Regions from separate parts of the Homo sapiens genome. Here region 1 is linked to region 2. Evidence: read pairs that join two places in POLR2A ChIA-PET (ENCODE). Cell type or tissue: endothelial cell of umbilical vein. All regions are shown on one strand. Each heading gives the region's core, and the rest is flanking DNA. Links, peaks and the distances in the headings are about the cores only.

Evidence for each region. ChIA-PET counts read pairs that join two places held together with the same protein. Peaks named below come from ENCODE experiments on the same cell type or tissue, not always from the same donor. Only the 100,000 strongest peaks of a DNase experiment are listed, where the experiment ranks them.
Region 1: POLR2A ChIA-PET joins it to region 2 with 8 read pairs; 3 of 35 experiments call an interaction of 5 or more read pairs at or near these places.

What each region holds. Positions count from the first base shown.
Region 1 is chr2:233,232,676-233,237,071 of GRCh38, reverse strand. No RefSeq gene overlaps it. Among named protein-coding and RNA genes, the nearest start is that of ATG16L1, 17 kb to the left of the region's middle. In endothelial cell of umbilical vein, for the core only: no CTCF peak of the experiment used is centred there; no DNase peak of the experiment used is centred there.
Region 2 is chr2:232,798,598-232,802,993 of GRCh38, reverse strand. The region is part of intron 14 of GIGYF2 (GRB10 interacting GYF protein 2); the gene reads right to left. Among named protein-coding and RNA genes, the nearest start is that of KCNJ13, 24 kb to the right of the region's middle. In endothelial cell of umbilical vein, for the core only: no CTCF peak of the experiment used is centred there; a DNase peak (open chromatin) is centred at 2,663.

The sequences.
Region 1 (4,396 bases), core at 186-4,185, 430 kb before region 2:
GGAGAGTGAGGAGCCGGGCCTCTGGGTCTGGAGCAGTCAAGGGCTGAGTCAGCACCATGGCAAGACAAAGCCAAGGAGAACCAGGAATAGGCAGAGGACGCTGGGCAGAGAAAGAAACAGGTGAGCAGAAGGAAACGTCCAGAGAGGACCAGGGCCCAGAGAAGAGCCACCCTCTGCCTGACAACCTTGTTCCCAGCTCCATGTGGCTGAGGCCTGGCTAGCTAGACTCTTCATCAGTGCTCCTTTTTTTTTTTTTTTTTTTTTTTTTTTGAGGCAGAGTCTTGCTCTGTCGCCCAGGCTGGAATGCAATGGCACGATCTTGGCTCACCACAACCTCCGCCTTCCAGGGTCAAGTGATTCTCCTGCCTCGGCCTCCCGAGTAGCTGGGATTACAGGCATGTGCCACCACACCTGGCTAATTTTTATATTTTTAGTAGAGACAGGGTTTCACCATGTTGGCCAGGCTGGTCTCAAACTCCTGACCTCAAGTGATTCACCCGCCTCAGCCTCTCAAAATGCTGGGATTACAGCGTGAGCCACTCTGCCTGGCTGAGCTCTCCTTAGGGTTAGGTTACTCTGTCTCTGCTTGGAGCTAGTTTCTCTTCCCCATAAGCAGAAAGCCTTGACTGAAATGGAAATTTAGAATTTTAGAGCAGGAAGACCCCTTAGACATCATTTTATGGCAAAGACGCAAAAGCAGGACATTTCCACCCTCTCCTGCTGCCTTTACCAAGATCTGAGGACGGGAACTCCTGTGTGTCCTGGGAAGAGGCCCGAGAGCTGCTCCCCGAGTCCTAGGTGGGAGCGGGAGAAGGGCCCCTAGCAGGAGGAGGGCGGCCTTGCAGAGCCCTTCTCGGGTCCTGGTGGATGACACTGCAGTGTGAGGGATCCGCCCACCCTCTCTGCCACCCCTGGCGGTGGCCTCTCATGCCACAGCTGGGAGGGCAGGTCTCCTGCATCCAGGCCTAGGATGGAATCTTCTCCAATCCTCCCAACAATCTTGCCTCCCCATGGGATGTGATTTCACAGCTTCTCCAAGGTTGATGGGTGGGAATTTGCTTTACCTTTGGGTAACTAGAAAGCCCGTTTCTGTTAACTTTCCCAGAGTAAATAAAGTCAGCTCCAAAGAGGCCACCTCCAGAAACGGAAAGCTATTAGCAACCTTCTAAGCAGCTTTCCCGCTAAAAATTAAAAAGGAAAAACCTAAATCCCATTTGGGGTGAGCCCTTGTTTTACAGGTAGAAGTTATTATTTTTTTATTTTTCATTTTTATTTATTTATCTATTTATGAGACAGAGTCTCGCTCTGTTGCCTAGGCTGGAATGCAGTGGTGCGATCTCGGCTCACTGCAACCCCCATCTCCTGGGTTCAGGCAATTCTCATGCCTCAGCCTCCCGAGTAGCTAGGATTACAGGCACACACCACCACTCCCGGCTAATTTTTTTTTTGTATTTTTAGTAGAGATGGGGTTTCACCATGTTGGTCAGGCTGGTCTCGAACTCCTGACCTCAGGTAATCTGCCTACCTCGGCCTCTCAAAGTGCTGGGATTATAGGCGTGAGCGTGTGAGCCACTGCACCCGGCCAGTTTTTTTTTTTTTTTTTTTAACGAGTGAATATCTTACCTGAAAAATATTCGTAAATGTGGGTTTTATTCTAGTTGAGGTAGAAAAAAACACTGTACTTTGTCCTGATTTTTAGTGAGTGAAGTTCAAGGAGAAAAAGTAACAAGAGAATTCAGAGAATTTTGAAAATGATTGTTTTGAATGTTGAGTTTTTGAATTTGGGAAATAAGATAGCTGTTACCATGGCTTTATGTTAACAGCTAAAGAATCCAGCAAGGAGTAAATGATGGCCCTGCATCCCCAGGCACAGGGGAAATTTTTGGAACATGAAAATATGAGTTTTAGAAACATGATTCAACTGTCAAAACACGACAAATCAGCAATTCCAATTATGAAACTAAATGCCAGTATTCTGTTTGTTGGGCCACAGAGTGTATGTGACAAGAGTTATCCTTGTGATAAAAAGTTAAACCAGGCCGGGAGCCGTGGCTCACACTTGTAAACCCAGCACTTTGGGAGGCCGAGACGGGTGGATCACGTTAGGTCAGGAGTTTGAGACCAGCCTGACCAACAGGGTGAAACCCCGTCTCTACTAAAAATACAAAAATTAGCTGGGCGTGGTGGCGCATGCCTGTAATCCCAGCTACTTGAGAGGCTGAGGCAGGAGAATCGCTTGAACCCTGGAGGTAGAGGTTGCAGTGAGCCTAGATCGCGCCACTGCACTCCAGCCTGGGCAACAGAGCAAGACTCTGTCTCATAAATAGATAAATAAATAAATAAACTCCATCTCAAAAACAAAAAACCAAAAAAACATTAAACCAAAGAAAAACTTTGAGAGAATCTGTTGCTAGCTTACCTAAGTAACCTCTCCCTCTCCCTCTTCCTGCCATGTGAGTCCTGCGTAAAATCTTTATGGCTGGGTTCAAAGGCTTTTTCCCCCTGCATTTCAGATTTTTTGGTAGGATAAGGTCCTAGCAGGGACTCTAGAAGAAAGGTCAAAGATGATGAAGATATCAAAGCATCTCAGGATCTAGCCTTGTAGCTTTCCACAAGGGTTTACCACTTCACATTTCCACCCACATTGCAGAATGTGCACCCTAACCACAGCTTTACCAGTTTTGGTATTACAACGACAAGAAATTCTTGTTGGTTTGATAGATTGTGATAATATCTGACTGTTGTTTGAATTTGCATTTTATGGGTAAAATTGTGGATTTTCTCACATATTTGTTATTTTCTGTTTTTTTCTCTTGGGGTAATATCTGTCTAAATACTTTGCCCATTTTGTATAGGCAAAGAATAAAAAATTACCTGTGAGTTATTTGGGGGGAAAGCTAGCAAGATATAATATTTTTGGTATGAGTTTTCAGGATTTGTCTAAGAGACATTCTTTGCAAGGCAGACAGGAGGTGGGTGTGGATGGGGTCACTCAACTTTTGAGTGTTAGGAAGCCTCTTATAGGAAGTTATAAAAATTCGTCCCTTAGTACTTATGAAACATTGTGGTATCTGAGTGTTTCCATATGTTGGCATTTCCGTATTTTTGGATGAAAAGTTCTGCTAACTAAGGTATTATCATAGGGGTGGGTGGTCACTACTTGCCCAAGCTGAGACTTCTGTGGGAGGATAAGGCAGAATTATTTTAGAAGGTCAAGGAAAACCTTAGTAAGTCCTCAAGTAGAGCAGCTGTGCAGGGCAGGACGGCTTCTGAACAGCCACACCAAGCACAGTGTAATGACACCCTTGCATTCACTGGTCCAAAAATTATATTATACCTCGAGGTAGTGGTGCCCCTCCTGCAGGCCCCAAGTCATGCCTAATGGCTTGGCTAGTAACCTTTTATGTAATCTATTTCTCTGAGTTCTTGACCTACTCCCTTCTTTGAGTCAGGGCCCCTTTGAGACTTAATTCAACAAGTATTCATGGTGTGCTTATGATATCTCAGCTACTATTCTGGGTGATAAGCCTATATCAGTATCTCTGCCCTCAGTGAGCTTTCATTCTAAGGGGGAAGAAACAGATGATATTAAAAAAAAAAAAAAAAAAACAGACAAAAAACAAAACAAAACAAAAAAAACACACCGGCCAGGTGTGGTGGCTCATGCCTGTAATCCCAGCACTTTGGGAGACTGATGCAGGCAGATAACGAGGTCAAGAGATTGAGACCATTCTGGCCAACATGGTGAAACCCTGTCTCTACTAAAAATACAAAAATTAGCCGGATGTGGTGGAGGGGGCCTGTAATCCCGGCTACTCAGGAGGCTGAGGCAACAGAATCGCTTGAACTTGGGAGGCGGAAGTTGCAGTGAGCCGAGATTGTGCCATTGCACTCCAGCCTGGCGATACAGCGAGACTCTGTCTCAAAAAAACAAACAACAACAACAATGCCCGCCCCCCAAAAAAAAACATACGAAAGAAATAAATAGTCTGTGTTGGAAGGTGATGAGTTCTATGGAAAAAAGAAGCAGAGCCGGGTGACGGTAATGGGGAGTGGGTGGGGGTGCAGTTTCTGCATCAACAAGGTGGCCAAGATGGGCCCATTGAGAAGGTGCGATTTTAAGGCCAGGCGCGGTGGCTCACGCCTGTGATCCCAGCACTTTGGGAGGTTGAGGCGGGCAGATCACTTGAGGTCAGGAGTTTGAGACCAGCCTGGCCAACATGGTGAAACCCCGTCTCTGCTAAAAATACAAAACTTAGCCGAGCATGGTGGCACGTGCCTGTAGTCCCAGCTACTCGGGAGACTGAGGCATGAGGATCACTTGAACCCGGGAGGTGGAGGTTGCAGTGAGTTGAGATCATGCCACTGCACCCCAACCAACCTGAGTTACAGAGTG
Region 2 (4,396 bases), core at 322-4,321:
CGGGAGACAGCGGTTGCAGTGGGCTGAGACTGTGCCACTGCACTCCAGCCTGGCCGACAGAGCTAGACTCTGTCTTTAAAAAAAAAAAAAAAAAATCTCTGGACAAAGGAAAGCCCTGCCCTGATGGCTTCTCTGGTGAAAAACGCACCAAACATTTAAGGAAAAACTAATCATAATCCTTCTCAAACTTTTTCCAAAAACTGAAAAGGAAGCAAGATTACCTACACTTCCTAACTAATTCTATGAAGCCAAAATTACCCTGGTATCAAAGTCAGACAAAGGCTCTAAAGAAAAATATAGACCAATATCCTTTATGAACACTGATGCAAAAATTCTTAACAAAATACTAGCAAAGCAAATTCAGCAATATATTAAAAAGATTATACACCATAATCCAAGTGGGATTTATTTATTCCTAGAATGCAAGGATGGTTCAAGGCATCAATATATGAAAATTGATCAATGTAATATACCATATTAATAAGGGGGGAAAAAAACCACATGGTCATCTTAATTGACACAGAAGTAGTATCACCCTTTCATAAGGGTCAAGAAACTAAGAATAGAGAGATCTAACTAAATATAATAAAAGTCATATATAAAAATCCCACAGTGGACATCATATTCAATAGTGAAAAACTGAAAGCTTTTCCTCTAACATTAGGAGATAGCGAAGGACGCCCACTTTCACCACTTCCCTATTCAAGATAGTACTAAAGGTTCTAGTCAGAACAACTGGGCAAGAAAAAAAAAAAGCATCCAAATTAGGAAGAAGTCTGTTCACAGATGATATAATCTTTTATGCAGAAAATTCTAGATTCTTTTTTTCTAAAAACAGGTTAGAAGTAAAAAATAAATTCAGCAAAGTGGCAGGACACAAAGTCAACGCTGAAAAATCAGTTGCATTTCTATACACCAACAATGAACAATCTGAAAAGAAAATTAGAAAAAAATTCCCCTTACAATAACATCAAAAAGAATACATACTTCGGGATTAACCAAGGATGTAAAAATCTTGTACAAAGAAAACTACAAAACACTGCTAAAAGAAATTAAAGACCTAAATAAATGGAAACACATCCATGTTCATGGACTGGAAGATTTAACATTGTTACAATGTCAGTACTACCGAAAGCAACCTACAGATTAAAGATAATCCCTATTAAAATCCCAATGAAGCTTGCTGCAGAAACAGAAAAATCCCATCCTAAAATACATACGAAGTCTCAAAAGACAGCAAATGGCCAAAACAATGTTTCTTTCTTGAAAAATAGCAAGAGATCTATCATGCAACAATGACTATAGTTAACAATGTATTGTACTCTTAAAAAACACTGCCAAGTAGATTTTTAAGTGTTCTCACTATAAAATGATTAGTATGCTTGTTAATTAACCTGACTTAGCCATCCATAATATGTATGCGTATTTAAAAACATCATGTCGTATACAACAAATATATAATGTATATGTCTTTTTTTTGTTTGTTAAGACAGGGTCTCTGTTACTCAAGCCAAGTGCTGTGCTCAATGCAGCCTCAACTTCCTGGGCTCTAGCAATTCTCCTGCCTCAGCCTCCCAAGTAGCTGGGACTACAGGTGCATACCACCATGCCTGGCTTTTTTATTATTTGTAGAGACAGGGTCTCACTGTGTTGCCCAGGCTGGTCTCGAACTCTTGGACTCAAGTGATCCTCCCGCCTCAGACTCCCAAAGTGCTGAGATTACAGGCATGAGCCACCACGCCCAGCCCCTTATATGACTATTTAAAAATGTAATTAATAAAATTTTTTGGCCAGGTGCAGTGGCTCACACCTATAATCCCTCTTTGGGAGGCCAAGGTGGCAGAGGAAAGACAGGGAGTACCACTTACGGCCAGGAGTTCAAAACCAGCCTGGTCAACATAGCAAGAATTTGTCTCTTTTTTTTCTTTTTAAAGATGGGGTGGGATCTCTTGGCTCGGCGCAATGGCTCATGCCTGTAATCCCACCTACTTGGGTGGCTGAGGCAAGAGAATTGCTTGAACCCAGAAGGCAGAGGTTGCAGTGAGCCAAGATTGCCCCACTGCACTGCAGACTGCGTGACAGAGCAAGGCTCTGTCTCAAAAAAAGCGAGAGACAGGGTCTCACTATGTTGCCCAGGCTGATCTCAAACTCCTGGACTCAAGCAGTCCTCTGGTCTCAGCCTCCCAAGGAAACAGGATTACAGGCATGAGCCAGCGTGTGTCAGCTGAAACCTCATCTCTAAAAAAGAAAAATAATTAGCTGAGTATGGTGGTGTGTGCTTGTTCTAAGGAGGCTAGGGTGGGATCACTGGAGCCCAGGAGTTTGAGGCTACAGTGAGCCATTATCATACCACTGCACTCCAGCCTGGGCAACAGAGCAAGACCCGGTCTTAAAAAAAAAAAAAGAAAAAAAGAAAAGAAAAACAAAGCTGGAGGACTCACATTTCCTGATTTCAAAATTTATTGCAAAGATAGAGTAATCAAAACAGTGTAATGCCAATATAAAGACAGACATATAGAACAATAAAATAGAACAGAGGGCCCCAAAATGAACCAGAGTACATGGTCAAATATTTTGAAAAGGATGCCAAGACTATTCGATGGAAAAAGGACAGTCATTTTAACAAACGGTATTTGGAAAATTGGATATCCACATGCAAAAGAATGAAATTGGATTCTTGCCTAACACCATACTCAAAAACTCAAAATGGATCAAAGATCTAAGTGCATGACCTAAATCTGTAAAACTCTCAGAAGAAAACACAGGGCAAATGCTTTATATAACATTGGATACAATAATGATTTCTAGGATATGACACCAAAGGCATAGGCAACAAAGCAAAAATAGACAAATTGGACTTCTTGAAAATTAAAAAAAAAAAAGTGCATGACAAGACATTATCAGCAGAGTAAAAAGGCAACCCAAAGAATGGGAGAAAATATTTACAAATCATATATCTTATAAGGGATTAGCATCCAGAATATATAGAGAACTAAAACTCAGCAACAAAAAAATTAACAACCCAATTAAAAAAAAAAAGGCAAAGGACTTGAATAGACATTTCACCAAAGAAGGTATACAAATGGCTAATAAGCACATGAAAAGATGCTTAACATTCCTTATGATTAGGGAAATGCAAATGAAAACTGCAATGAAATACCACCTCACACCCATTAGGATGGCTACTATTAAAAAAGTGTTGGAGAGAATTTGGTGAAATTAAAACCCTTGTGGACTGTTTTTGAGAATGTAAAATGGTATAGTCACTGTGGAAAATAGTATGGTAGTTCCTCAAAAAATTAAAAATATAATACCACATGATCAAGCAATTCTGCTTCTTGGTATATACCCAAAAGGATTGAAAACAGGGTCTCAAAGAGATAGTTGTACCTTCATGTTCAAAGCAGTATTATTATTATTATTATTATTATTATTATTATTTTAAAGACAGGGTCTTGCTGTGTCACCCAGGCTGGAGTGCAGTGGTGCTATCATAGCTCACTGCAGCTTCCAACTCCTGGGCTCAAGTGATCCTCCTGCCTCAGTCTCCTGAGTAGTTGGGACTACAGGCACACACCATCCCACACCCAGCTAATTTTTTATTTTTTTTTTTATAGAGACAAGGTCTCTCCATGTTTCCCACGCTGGTCTCAAACTCCTGGGCTCAAGCAATCCTCCCACCTCAGCCTCCCAAAGGGTCAGAATTACAGGCGTGAACCACCACACCTGGCCCATAGCAACATTATTCACAATAACTATAACATGAAAACAATCCAAGTGTCCATCAATAGATGAAATGGATAAGCAAAATGTGTTATACACCTACAGGGGAATATTATTCAGTCTTAAAAAGGAAGGAAATTTTGACACATGCTACAACATGAACAAACCTTGAGGACATTATGCTAAGTGAAATAAGCCAGTCAAAAGACAAATACTGCACGATTCCACTTACATGAGGTGCTCGGAATAGTAAAATTCATAGAAACAGATAGAAAATTCATAGAAACAGATTTCCTCCAGTCCCTGGCAATGGTAATTGCCAGGGACTGGAGGAAATGAGGAACTATTGTTTAATGTATACAGTTCCAATTTGGGAAGATGAAAAAGTATTTAATACCACTGAACCATATATTTAAAAATGGCTAAGATGGTAAATTTTAAGTGTATTTTAACAATATTTAAAATGAATTAAAAAAAAAACGTAAAATAAGCAAACAATCCAATTAGGACATGAACAAAAAAGACATGAAACATGAAGAAAAACTTGAATGAAGAGGACAAATAGATGGCCAGTAAGAACATGCAAAGATGTTCAACATCATTAGCCATTAGGGAAATGTAATGTAAATTTAAAACCCCAGTGAGGTATCACTACACACCTCTCAGAATGGTT